Linked DNA regions of Homo sapiens: regions 2 and 3 are each linked to region 1. Evidence: chromatin contacts called from ENCODE Hi-C or POLR2A ChIA-PET data. All regions are on one chromosome and are shown on one strand. Each heading gives the region's core, a stretch centred on a gene start or an enhancer-like site at or near the end of the contact. The rest is flanking DNA. Distances are from core to core; before and after follow the strand shown.

What was found. A loop is a pair of places that touch in the nucleus more often than their neighbours do. ChIA-PET counts read pairs that join two places held with the same protein, here RNA polymerase II (POLR2A). Pooled maps may share reads with other maps.
Region 2: a pooled map shows a loop between it and region 1 (6-fold over the local background). The contact joins the promoter of AHCYL1 here to the promoter of LAMTOR5 in region 1. A Hi-C loop is called at or near these places in 6 of 50 pooled maps. POLR2A ChIA-PET finds 5 or more read pairs at or near these places in 2 of 52 experiments (activated naive CD4-positive, alpha-beta T cell and naive thymus-derived CD8-positive, alpha-beta T cell).
Region 3: a map of naive thymus-derived CD4-positive, alpha-beta T cell shows a loop between it and region 1 (4-fold over the local background). The contact joins the promoter of KCNA3 here to the promoter of LAMTOR5 in region 1. A Hi-C loop is called at or near these places in 2 of 168 maps with a recorded cell type or tissue (both naive thymus-derived CD4-positive, alpha-beta T cell), 4 of 37 single-sample maps with no recorded cell type and 9 of 50 pooled maps.

What each region holds. Positions count from the first base shown.
Region 1 is chr1:110,405,709-110,409,909 of GRCh38, forward strand. LAMTOR5 (late endosomal/lysosomal adaptor, MAPK and MTOR activator 5) reads right to left here and starts at 1,986. Exons shown (of 4, transcript NM_001382293.1): 1 at 1,878-1,986; 2 at 610-671. The coding sequence starts at 1,912. It overlaps LAMTOR5-AS1 (LAMTOR5 and SLC16A4 antisense RNA 1), which reads left to right and starts at 2,101. Exons shown (of 3, transcript NR_102697.1): 1 at 2,101-2,246. RefSeq lists an enhancer at 1,928-2,157.
Region 2 is chr1:109,982,159-109,986,359 of GRCh38, forward strand. It overlaps AHCYL1 (adenosylhomocysteinase like 1), which reads left to right and starts at 2,607. Exons shown (of 17, transcript NM_006621.7): 1 at 2,607-3,014. The coding sequence starts at 2,895. RefSeq lists silencers at 2,833-2,902, 3,083-3,152.
Region 3 is chr1:110,672,720-110,676,920 of GRCh38, forward strand. KCNA3 (potassium voltage-gated channel subfamily A member 3) reads right to left here and starts at 2,221. Exons shown (of 1, transcript NM_002232.5): 1 at 1-2,221. The coding sequence starts at 2,090. The coding sequence ends at 363. RefSeq lists silencers at 1,957-2,056, 2,167-2,216, 2,287-2,346.

The DNA.
Region 1 (4,201 bases), core at 736-3,235:
GCACATAACAGCTCAATAAATATAATTCTATGATTATTACCATTATCAAATAACAACCCAGTGAAGAAAATGAGGGCCTAAAAGGTAGTTTTTTGGTCCACGTTCACACTACTAACAAATGAAAGAGCAAGGGATTGAGACCAGGTATGTCCAACACTGAAATCCCATTTTACTGCCTATTCACTTCTTGTTTAGTGTAGTTGAGCTTCAAAATTGTACACCACCCACCTTGCCGGGTTGTTGTGAAAATTAAAGATAATGTATTTAGAGCCTAGCAGTCTCAGCATATGGCATACATTCAATAAATGGTTAACAGCTGTTATTATCTGAAGTCCTTTCTAGACTCAATTTAAAATGATTCAAATATTATTTTTAGTAGAGACAACTATTTATTGTTATAGGACTGCAAGGAACATCTTCCTTCATAAATACCAACTGAAAAGTTTCAATTTTCTGATACTGTTATTTGGAGATAATCTCTACTCTCAAACTCAGAAAGACCTGGCAAGGTAACAGGAAATAAAAGCTAGAAAATAATAGCACGCTAGGCTCCAAGTCAACATCAGATGCTATGCAATTCATCAAATAGTTGGTATGAGAGATACTTACAACCCAGATTAAGTCCTTGTGAATCTGTGCACAGGACTCCAACAATGGAGGGATTCTTCATTCTAATTCCAGGAACACAAGAGAGTTGAAGTACATAATGGGAGAAAAAGGATTTAAATAAGTACAAACATACAGGTGTTCTATGTACCAGGCATTAAGTGCTTTAAATCAATATTTCTCAATCTTTTTTCATTGTCACACCCTAAGAAAAAAATTAAGTTCTAGGGCCGGGCGCGGTTGCTCACGCCTGTAATCCCAGCACTTTGGGAGGCCCAGGTGGGCGGATCACCTGAGGTCGGGAGTTCAAGACCAGCCTGACCAACATGGAGAAACCCCGTCTCTACTAAAAATACAAAATTAGCCAGGCGTGGTGGCGCATGACTGTAATCCCAGCTACTCGGGAGGCTGAGGCAAGAGAATCGCTTGAACCTGGGAGGCGGAGGTTGCAGTGAGCCGAGATCACGCCATTGCACTCCAGCCTGGAAGACGAGCGAAATTCCGTCTCAAAAAAAGAACACAAAAAATTTAAGTTCTAGTTAATTAATTGAAATAAACCAGTTTCTCTCTGATGAGAGAAAAAAATGTGCTAAGTACTGCTGAGTTCTGGAGGGCCACAAACACTGCGTGAAAAACATCTAGGATGTTTTCACTCTTGTTAAAAACGCATGTTTTAGTACTAACTCATTTAAAACAACTGTTGAAAAACTCAAGTTACCTCCTGGAGGGTAAGTGGAAGCTGAGGGACATCGGTGGGAGGCAGGTGTCTCTCTGTACCCTTTACACTTTTCCAGTTTTGAATTTTACATAGATACTGCTTGTTCGAAAAATTTAAAGAATGATTTTTATCTACTTAAGCACCAAGTAACTGATAGGTTACACACAGGAGATACGTGTTTGTTTACACTGCAGGGCTCGACACTGCACAACTGGCACAATCTTCCCAAAAGTCAACCCGTTTTCTAAAACTTCCGCAGAACCACCCTGACCGTAAAGACGATTTCAACAACGAGATAGGCAGTTTTGGCCCGTGGCCTGGGCCCGGGAGACTCGCTCAAGAGGGAATGTGCGGTGCCCGGCAGGATTTTAATTCCGGGTCACCCGCCCCGCCCTGCGGCCTTGGGTAGAGTTTAGCCCCCTCATCCCGTGTCCCGGGGGTCGCGCGACGTCCCCGAGACGCCCTGGCCGGTACTCGCAGCTCGCGCCTTTCGTTCCGCTCAAGTTCCTCCGCCGCGACCTCAGGACAGGCCGAAGAGGCGCGCACTACTCACGTGTCTTCCAAGTGCTGCTCCAAGGTCGCCTCCATCCCACCCACCGACCACTCCGGCTCAGAACCCAGCGGCACGGCACGTCCTTCTCCACCACAGGCCTCAGTCACTTGACGCGAGCGGGGCGTGGACCGTAACGGCGCCTCCAAAGGGACAAAATTGATCACGGTGCAACGTCCGCGTTCTTTACTGGAAAACATCACTGCGCTTCCGTCGCACAGAGCCTGACGAAGGCTTGGGCTCCCCGCGCGGTGACCGTCGAGGTGACCTGCACCTGGCTCCATGGCGGAACCGGCCGGCACGGATTATTCCCCTCTCGGGAGAGGTCTGCAGCCGGGCCTCAGTGCTTCAGTTCGTGGCCTGGCATTTTGTGTCAGTGTTTTTTAACCTTTGGACCCTAGTTCAACCGACTCCGAGACCTAGGGGACAGATCTTAAGTTTTACAATAACCCAGGGGTCAGACAGGGTCTGATCTAGCCTGTGGGGCAAGTACGGGGAAGACACGGGACCTCTTGGAGGGGGTCAGTAGGCTTGTAGGGGGAAAGACGCACACAGAGACTAAAGGACGAGATGGAGCAAGGTTCAACCCCCTAGCTGAGTGTTGGCAGTGTCGGGATTTTAACGAAGACATTGGTGCTTATTATGGTGAGGGGACTCAGGACAGTTTAGGGGAAGAGAGTGGCATTTGAGTCCTAACTCGTAAGGAAGACTGGGTAGGACTACTTGAAAATAACTTTTAAAAATTAATTATAAAGCTGGTAAAAATAGGAAAACATCTATGGCCCCACTGTCCAAAGACGACTTTTAACTTCTTGGAGAATATCCTTTCAGATAGTTGTCTTTGTAAATGTATACTTTTAATGTTTTTTCGTTTGCCTTTTTAAAATAAATTTTTTGGGGGACAGGGTCTTGCTCTGTTACCCAGGCTGTAGTGCAGTAGAACGATTATAGCTCATTGCAACCCGGACGTCCTGGGTTCAAGCTATCCTCACCTCTCAGCCTCTCGACTGGCTAGGACCACAGCCTCGAGCCATCATGTCTGGCTAATTTTTACGTTTTTTTGTAGAGATGGGGGTCTCGCTGTGTTGTCCAGGCTGGTCTTAAACTCCTTGCTTCAACAGATCCTCCCACTCCAGCCTCCCAAAATGTGATTACAGGCTGAGTCACCACGCCTAGCATGGTTTTTTTTGTTTTGTTTGTTTTGTAAGCAAAATTGACATACATACTGGAGGTACAATTCTGTAGCTGGCCTTCTTTACAGAGTTTAGAATAAATGTCTTTCCATGTCAAGTTTTCACTTACATCCTTTGTAGTAGTTGCAAAATATTCCATTTTATAGCTGTATCTTAATTGTGGATTAAGGTTGGAGTGCAGTGGCACTATCATGGCTTAGTCCAGCCTCAGCCTTCTAGGTTCAAGCGATCTTCCCACCTCAGCCTCCCAAGAAGCTGGGACTACAGGGACCCGCCACCCCACCTAGCTAATTAAAAAAAAAATTGTAGAGATGGAGTCTCAGTGTGTAGCCCAGTCTCAAGTGACCCTCCCTCGTTGGCTTCCCAAAGCGCTGAGATTGCAGGTGAGCCACTGTACTTGGACTTTTTTTTTTTTTTTTGCTTTTGTTTGTTTTTTGTTTTAGCTATTACAATGCTGGTTGAATATCCTCATAGCTAAATATCTGTGCAGTTTTAAAATTTCCTTATAAGTTACTAGAAATGGAATGACTGGGTTAAAGGACATGATCATTTTTTAAGACTCTTGATACATACTTACAAATTGCCTCCCGAAAAAGTGGTGCTAATTTACTCAAATTGGTAAGCCTCACCCCCTCTGTGGATCATTCCTTGCACTAAGTTTCTTCCAACTCTGTCACCTCCAGCTTTTTACTCACAGCCTACCTTCCAATCTGGGGCCCAGCTCCCAGATCGGAAGATACCAGACTTTGGTATTGAACCAAAGTCCAATACACTGCACTGGCATTCAGAGTCCCTTTTTATTCCGCAGCTGTCATAGTGAAGCTTGCAGCTTCCTTGAAATTCCAGTTTGTTTATTTCTTTATTTTTTTGAGACAGAGTCTTGCTCTATCGCCCAGGCTGGAGTGCAGTGGCGCCGTCTCAGCTCACTGCAACCTCTGCCTCCTGGTTCAAGCGATTCTTCTGCCTCAGCCTCCCGAGTAGCTGGGATTACAGGCATGCACCACCACACGTGGCTAATTTTTGTGCTTTTAGTAGAGATGGGGTTTCACCATGTTGGCCAGGCTGGTCTCAAACTCCTGACCTCAAGCGATCCGCCCACCTCAGCCTCCCAAAGTGCTGGGATTATAGGCATGA
Region 2 (4,201 bases), core at 1,357-3,856, 420 kb before region 1:
ATCTCCTTCTTAGCCCAGACTGCTAAGGTACTGCATGCTCTAGGCCTGGCCCTGTCTGTCATCCTCTGTAGCAGCAGCAATAGCAGACAACACTGTGAGCCTGGTGCTAGGGCAGACCTGGTCCAGGAGGAGTAAAGACTGAACTTCAATCTCCAGGAAGCTCACAGTCTGGATGCTTAAATGCACAGCAGAACTGGGGGACTGAGAGACAACATGTTTAGACAAAGTGAGTTCTAAAAATCAAATCCAAAAGACAGATACACTGATGCTTCTCTTTAAAAAAAAAAAAAAAAAAAAAAAAAAGATCTTCTTAAGTCACACATTTTTCTACTATAGGGACTTGAGATTTCATCCCTGGTTCCAATGGGTTCTGCCTCGAGTCTTTGGGCAGGCATCTCTGATCCCTGGGCTCTGCCAACAGTTTGGGCAAACCCACAAGGATGAAAGCCACTGTGAGCCTTATGTTCAGAGAGTCCTTAGTGCACCAGGTGTGGTTCCTGACCCCTAGCTGAAAGATGTCAGTCTGGCACCCTCATGGATGAACCTGGTATTCTGGTCTCCATCTCTGTTCCCGTTCTGCTACAGTGATGCCCCTGACAGGGAAGTGTGAGTGCTCAAAAAAGTGAGCAGATGAAAGAATACAAACAGTTCAAGACCAAGGTCTGCAGATGTGCAAAGGGTGCATTCTTCCAGGCACTTCTACAGCCCTTTTCAAACAGACAGTCTCATGAGGCTAGGTGGCTGGAACACAGGATTCCCTGACTAAGACTTTTAGGGCCCTAGAGGTGAATATTTCACACTCTCCCCAGCCCTGAACACAAATCAGTGGGGAAAATGCCATTTCAAACCAAAACTTCCTTCTTGAAAGGGTATGCCCTGTTAAAAACCTGGGAGGTTTCTGGATGTTAAAAGGTGGTCCTGGCCAGGCGCGGTGGCTCACGCCTGTAATCCCAGCACTTTGGGAGGCCGAGGCAGGTGGATCACGAGGTCAGGATCCGAGACCAGCCTGGCCAAGATGGTGAAACCCCGTCTCTACTAAAAATACAAAAATTAGCCGGGCACGGTGGCGCACGCCTATAGTCCCAGCTACTCACTCAGGAGGCTGAGGCAGGAGAATCACTTGAACCCGGCAGGCGGAGGTTGCAGTGAGCTGAGAGCACTCCAGCTTGGGCAACAGAGCGAGACGTCATCTCAAAAAAAAAAAAAAGGTGGTCCTGGGGAGGAATTTAGGGAAAGGGCACTGGGAAGACTGGAATTGCTCAGCACAGCAGAGGAGAATCTGGCTTCCCAGAGTCTATCAAGGAAGGAAGGATGAGGTGCAGAGATGGGAAGGGAGGAACAGGAGGAAGCTAGATTAGATGGCAATGGGCTAGGGAGCGTGGTGGGATCTTGTGGCCATTGAGAAATCCCCGGGTGGTAAGACAGCCAAAATAACTTTTCAGAACATTTCAGAAATGTGTTCTTAAATTGTTTGCTGTGTGATGTAATCTCTCCCCTGTGACCCACAAACCTTTATTAAAAGTTTTACTACATGTTACAGCCTTATTTTGTAGTTGTTTAGCATGGGGTGGGGGTTGAAAGGAGAAGCGGCTGAATTGACCCCAGGAGCTACAGAAACAGTCACAAGACCAGAATAGTGAATAAAATGCCAGACAAGGCAAAAAAACTAGAGCCAGAGGTGACCATGAAAATCCAAGTCCTCCCAGTAATGGACTTTCCACAGGACATGGTAATTGGAGCCAATGTCATTTGAATCTCAAAGGACAAGCTACCTCAGCTGACATTAGGATACAAGCAGGTTTTGCCTCTCCAGCTGAACTAAGCCTTGCAAAACATAAAATGCGTCACATGTCCTTTTGCCAGCAGGGCCTCAGCACAGGCACTGCACATAGTAGGCCCAGTAAAAGGGTGTGAGCAGTCCATGAATGTCCTGGATGCCCACTGAGAGCTGGAAGGGTCTAATGCTTTGGTGGAGCAAGGACCGGAAGGCCATTCTGGCTGGGGACTTCTCCATCAGCTCTCCTGGTCTCCACCCTCATACCCATCAGCCCTATCCCAATGAGGGTTTTGTAAACAGGCAAGGCCCAGTCGGAGATGGTGGTGGAGGAAGTCACAAAGCGTTGTGCAGAAACCAGACTACTCTGAGTCAGTTCTGCCCCCTATGAAGTCAAAAAGACAGGCACGGCCCCTTGGGAAGGAGCTTTAATCCAAAGGGCCTGGGGCTGGGCCAGTGAGTGAGTGGGCTGTCTCGAGCCCCGGACATTTCCTAGGAATCGCTGTAGGATGTGTCGTGTGGGGCTCTGGTCTTTGCTCCCAAACACCCCTTTCATGCGCCTCTGAGGCCTTGCCAGGAACCCCGCAGCCCAAAGACCCTCCGTTCCGCAGCATCGTTGCATGAACCTCGCGCTGCTCCCAGGGCTGATGGTGCCACCTGGTGGCACAAAGGGTCCTGCTCACCCTGGGAACTTCGCTCTCGAGCGGGAGAGGAACGGCTTCTGTGGCCCAGCCCAGCGTGGTGACGTCACGACAGAGTGCCCTTTCTCCCCGCCTCTTCCCCCTCCCGGGAGCTGCCAGTACTTGACGTGGCGTCACCGCCCTCTACCCTCGCTTTGCGTGCGTGTTTGCGTACAGCGGAGGTGGCGGCGCGGGCAGGTCGGAGCTCGGAGCTGCTGTTCTGGTTCTCTTGTGGCCGCCGTCGCTGTCCGGCTGCCTTGGGCTGCCGAACAGACAAGGCGTGGGCCACAGCACCTCAGAAGCCGACGCAGCTCGACGCAGGGGCCGGCAGGAGGGTGGGCGATCGCGTGTCGGAGGGCGCCGCGCGGGCAGGCGGGCGGGCGCCAGAGGGGGAAAGAGGCGGGGGCGGCGGGTCAGCCGCTGGCCGGGCCGGCCGGGGAATGTCGATGCCTGACGCGATGCCGCTGCCCGGGGTCGGGGAGGAGCTGAAGCAGGCCAAGGAGATCGAGGACGCCGAGAAGTACTCCTTCATGGCCACCGTCACCAAGGCGCCCAAGAAGGTGCGGGGGCTCTGGGTGGCGGCGGGGGCTCGGGCTCCGGCCTCGCGGAAGGGACGCGAGCAAGCCCGGGCTCTGGCTAGTTTGGGACTTCTGGGGGTGACTGGGGACGGCGGAGGTGATGTAGGGGGTGGCGGCTGTGCGGCCCCAGGCCTCTCCCGGGCTGAAAGGCCGCCTCTGACCTCGCTTTCCTTTGTCCCTCGGCCCAAGTCCTCCGGGATCGTTTTGAAACCCGACAGGGCCAGGCCTTAAATTTGCGACTGACTTTTCCTGGATGAAGGGCCTCGAAGACGAGAGTGGGAGGGGGTGAACCAACTCAGCTGACCCTTGTGACCAGTCCGGGGGCATGGGGTGTACAGAAAATCTCCCTTCAGGTGAGTGGGTAAATCTGGCAGAACTTCCATCAAATCTTTGGGAGCAGTGGCCGCTTTATCCAACAACTGCGTGATAGCTGGGAGGCAAGAGAAAAGAATGCGTGAAGCTAGCTCTGATATACAGGTGAAAGCGATGAGGGTAACATGAAACTGAAAATCTATGATTTTCACTTTCTACAGCATTCCAATTACTTCGAAATATGTAAGAAATTGACATTTGGAGGTTGGTGACAGCAGACACTGTCATGGATACAGGTGGATCCTAGAGTCATGTGAATAGATCACTTAGGCATCCCTGGAGAAAGGAGCTTGGGTGGGTTGGAGTAGTGGGTGGTAAGGGAAGATTGCTCACTCTTGACTGTACTTTTGAGGCAGAACAAGTTTGATCTATTGTGCTGTAGGTTGACTCAAAGGACACCCTTCGAATTCTCTCATAAATGGCAACCTTTGGAGATTTTAGTCTGACTAGCTCTCCGAGTGGTGGAATTGGGATCCTTATTGCTTTCTCATCATTTACTGCCAACCACATCTTGATTTTCCATACACCTGGCACCCAGTTAGCAGTAGACCAGAGAACCTTTACAAAGAGGTGACCTTCCTGAAGCCAGTGAGAACCCAGATAAATGTCTCCCTTCTTTATAAAGACAGAGTCTTACAAAGCTGTCTCTGCCTGCATCCAGTGTTTAATGGGATGCAGGGCTGAACAAAGCAAGGGCTGCAGGAATAGTTAAGTCCTTGAGGCTTCAACTAGTTAAGCTGTCTTAAGTGGGAGAGATGGCTCTTTTTTTTTTTTTTAAGTGAATTAACCTGCCACTC
Region 3 (4,201 bases), core at 971-3,470, 270 kb after region 1:
TAAAATTCTGAGGTTAAACAGTTACTCTAACTGTTCTTTAGTTTCATTTCCTCCCAGGATGTACTGCTCTTTTTTAAATAGGGCGTGTACTAGAAATGAAGTTTAACGTAAGTCTGTTGTTTACAATGTTAAGAGAGAGAGGGTAAGAGGGAAAAGGAGAGCTGAGAGAATGCAGCCCACTTGCAAAACAGGCACCTGTTTCAGTATGAAGCAGCAGGGAGAGGGAGAATGAAGTGTGCTTTCCACTTCTTCAGGTCCTTTCCTTGATGAATGGTCTGGAAATGTATAAAACAAGGGCATAGGCAGACCAAGGGGGCACGTTCCACACAATACTGAGCACAGCATGTCACTTGTATCACATATTAAACATCGGTGAATATCTTTTTGATGTTGACACAAGAGTTGGGATTATTGTTCGTGGTGCAGGTGGCAGTGGAATTGCCCGTTTTGAAAGGGGTCTGGGGGAAAGCGCTATGGTTCATACCCCCCTCTTCGATCACCATATACTCCGACTTACTCAGAGTCGAGTTACTCCTTGCTTTTCGGAGCTCCTCGGCTGAAGAGGAGAGGTGCTGGCAACTTCCCACGTGCATGTACTGGGATTGCTCTTCCCCTTCTGTCTCCCGGTGGTAGAAGTAATTGAAGTTGGAAACAATCACGGGAACTGGCAATGCGATGGTCAAGACACCGGCGATGGCACAGAGAGATCCCACAATCTTGCCCCCTATGGTCACTGGGTGCATATCGCCGTAACCCACTGTTGTCATGGTTACCACTGCCCACCAGAAGGCATCCGGGATGCTGCTGAAACCTGAAGTGGGGTCGTCTGCCTCGGCAAAGTAGACCGCGCTGGAGAAAAGGATGACCCCAATAAAGAGGAAGAAGATGAGCAATCCCAGCTCCCGCATGGACGCCTTCAGCGTTTGCCCGAGGATCTGCAGCCCCTTGGAGTGGCGCGACAGCTTGAAGATGCGGAAGACCCTTACCAGGCGGATGACCCTCAGGATGGCCAGAGACATGGCCTGCTGTCCATTGCCCTGTCGTTCGGCCAGCTCGGTACCCAGAGTGATAAAATAAGGAATGATGGCCACAATGTCGATCAGGTTCATGATGTTTCGCGAGAAGGTGGCTTTGCTAGGACAAGCGAAGAACCGCACCAGCAGTTCGAAGGAGAACCAGATGATGCACAGCGTCTCCACCACGAAGAAGGGATCGGAGAAGCTGGAGGCTCCTGCGCGGGACCCCGACGTGCTGTTGCCGGCTGCTTCGAATGAGTCCTGCGACGTCGAGGCGGGGTAGTCCTTCTCGTCGCGGAACTCCGGCAGCGTCTCCAGGCAGAAGATGACAATGGAGATGAGGATGACCAGCACGGACACGATGGCGATGCCCCGGGCCGGCCCGGAGCTCTCGGGGTACTCGAAGAGCAGCCACACCTGGCGCTGGAAGTCGCGGCGGGGCAAGGGCCGCTCCTCCTCCCGCAGGAAGCCCTCGTCCTCGCGGAACTTCTCCATGGCCTCCTCGCCCAGCTGGTAGAAGCGGATCTCCTCGGAGAAAATGTCGATGGGCACGTTGACCGGCCGGCGGATGCGGCCCCCGGACTGATAGTAGTAGAGGATGGCGTCGAAGCTGGGCCGGTTGCGGTCGAAGAAGTACTCGTTGCGGAGCGGGTCGAAGTACCTCATGCGCCGCTTGGGGTCGCCCAGCAGCGTCTCGGGGAACTGGCAAAGGGTCTTCAGCTGCGTCTCGAAGCGCAGCCCGGAGATGTTGATGACCACGCGCTCCCCGCAGCAGTCCTGCTCGCCCGCGGCCGGCAGTGAGGGCGGCAGCGGCTCGTAGCGGTCGCAGCCGCCGCCGCCACAGCCGCCTTGAGGCGGGGCCCCTCCACCATCGGCCACCTCCGGCTCCAGCAGGTGGTCCCCGGGCACCACGGTCATGTCGGGCGGCAGCTCGCGGCCTGCGGCGGGCTCCGCGTAGCCGTGGTTCACCAGCGTGTGGGCACCGCCGCTGCTCGCTGGGCGCTGAGGAGGGTGGGCGCGGTGGCGGGCTGAGGGCGGCGGCGGCGAGCGCAGAAGGCTGAGGCGCTCGTCCATGCGGCGGGGAAGAGGCGGCAGCGGTGAGGCCAGGTCGCTCCTCCTCGCGCTCCCCGCCCTTTCGCCGCCTCCGCCCCCGAGCCGAGCCCACCGCCTGTTGCAGCCAAAGCCGCGATGCTCTGTCTGGGTCTGGCGCGGTCAGCCGGGCTCCCGCACGGGGACGCCTCCTCCCTCCTTCTCGCGCTCTCCGCCCCCTCCCCTGCGGGGCGCGCGCCCGCCTCCGCGTCCCCTTAGGATTCCCGCCCACCGCGCGGGCGCGCGTCCCGCTCTCGGGGGCAGCCGCCGGGCCTGCATTTCTTGCAGCCCTCAAGGCCCCTCGGTGTCAGCGAAAGAGCCCTCATGTTGTACCTCGGCGCCCCGCGGGAATGCCCACCCAGCAGAGCCGGCCCACGGGGAGTCAGGCTGCCGGCCCGGGCCCCTAGGCTCCGCCCGCTTCTGGTCAGCGCCCCTCGCCCCCGGCCCGCCTGGCCGCGTCCCAGTCGCCAGGGTTTTCGGCCCGTGGGCCGGGAGAGCTCCCGCCGCGGCCCCGCGGGCGCCGGCCCCCTGGCCTCCACACCCCTAGGTACAGCCCGGGGAGGGCAGGCGGGCCCAGTGTCCAGGGAGGGAGTGCAGGCCAGGCGGGCGCCCTGGGCCAGAGGCAAGCCTGGCGCCGGCATCCCAGGTTCCCTTGAGGGTCGAGGACCGCCAAACCCTGGGGAGGAGCGGGGGTTTAAACAATTTAGCTTCTGCTAGGATGCGAAGCCAAAGGGAGTAATGGGTGCTGATGGGCTTCGCAAACGGAGTCCGAAGGAAATGGATTGTTAAAGGCGTTCGGGCCCTGCTGCTTTAGTGAATAGTTCACACCCGTTTTCGCAGCGGAGATGTCGGCCACTGGGAAGAATCAAGGACCAAGTTTCTGATTGGGATTAGCAGTGACAGCCTGGTCTTTATCCACTACACAGGTTTCCTGTTGGCGGGGAAATAAGAGGAAAAATGGGAAAGGAAATTCACGAAGTCGAAGTTGTGTGGTTAGAAAGTCCAGCTTTATGACTCAAGCCTGTCGTGGAAGGGATGAGAGCAGGACCTGTACCTAGACTTTTTACTTAATATTTTGGCACTGCCCTTGTGGTAGGGAATTTGCAGCGCTCTAGTTGTTAAACTGGAAGGACATTCATTCTGCAACTTGTACCTCTTGCTTGATCTGGGCCCAGAGATAACTTACATGTATCTTCTTTAAACTTATTTTTCCAAATTATTGTGGTTACTTTGAACACAATTTGTTTCCAGAAATTTTAGCAATCTAATATAACTCAACCCTAGGCTTTAAAAAGTCTGTTTTTTATTGTATCATTCAAATCATTTACAGAAGAGGAACTATTGTCTAGACAGCTCCTCACCCACCCAAAGTTAGCTGACAATTCAATTTTAAGTAAGTGATTTGTGGTCAATACTTCCCACCACCACTCCCAACCATGGGGTTCTCTAGGGCACAGAGTAGGTCCTAGCCAACTTATATTTCTAGCAACTACCAAAGTGCCTTGTAAATGGTGGAGACTTGGTACATACTTGTCAGATTGAATTCCCCAAGGAGTGTCTCTTTGCGTTGCTATCTGCTCTGGAGTTTCAACATTTCTTCTTTTTGAGCCCAAGATGCTGCTGTGATTCCTAGGATGAGGAGTGAGGAAAAACTGAGCTCACCATAGAAAACACTGCTCATTTATTCCATAGGATTTCCACCTCCGGCTCTCCTGGGCACAACAGGCACCCATGTCCTTTTATTGTCCCTTCATCTTCCGTTTCACCTCCTGGTCAGTGCCAGACAATGCAGGCAGTCACTTATGTTGTGGAATGGCAAAACTGGGCAACCACGTAAAACTCTTTCTCTTACAAAACTCCAGAACACTGGAATGTGACAGCCACCTCATTATTTTGCGTATATATTTTGAGCTGGTGATTAGAGTAGCAGTATAATCAATCATTCATATATTTAAATCTTAGAATGAGACAGACTGCTTGCTGCAATGATAGCTCATGGAAAGGCAAAGACCCTATTTTTAAAGACCAGATGTTTCATGTACTTCTATGTCTGACTTAGAAAATGATTTATTCCTTCTTTTGCAGGAATTAGTACT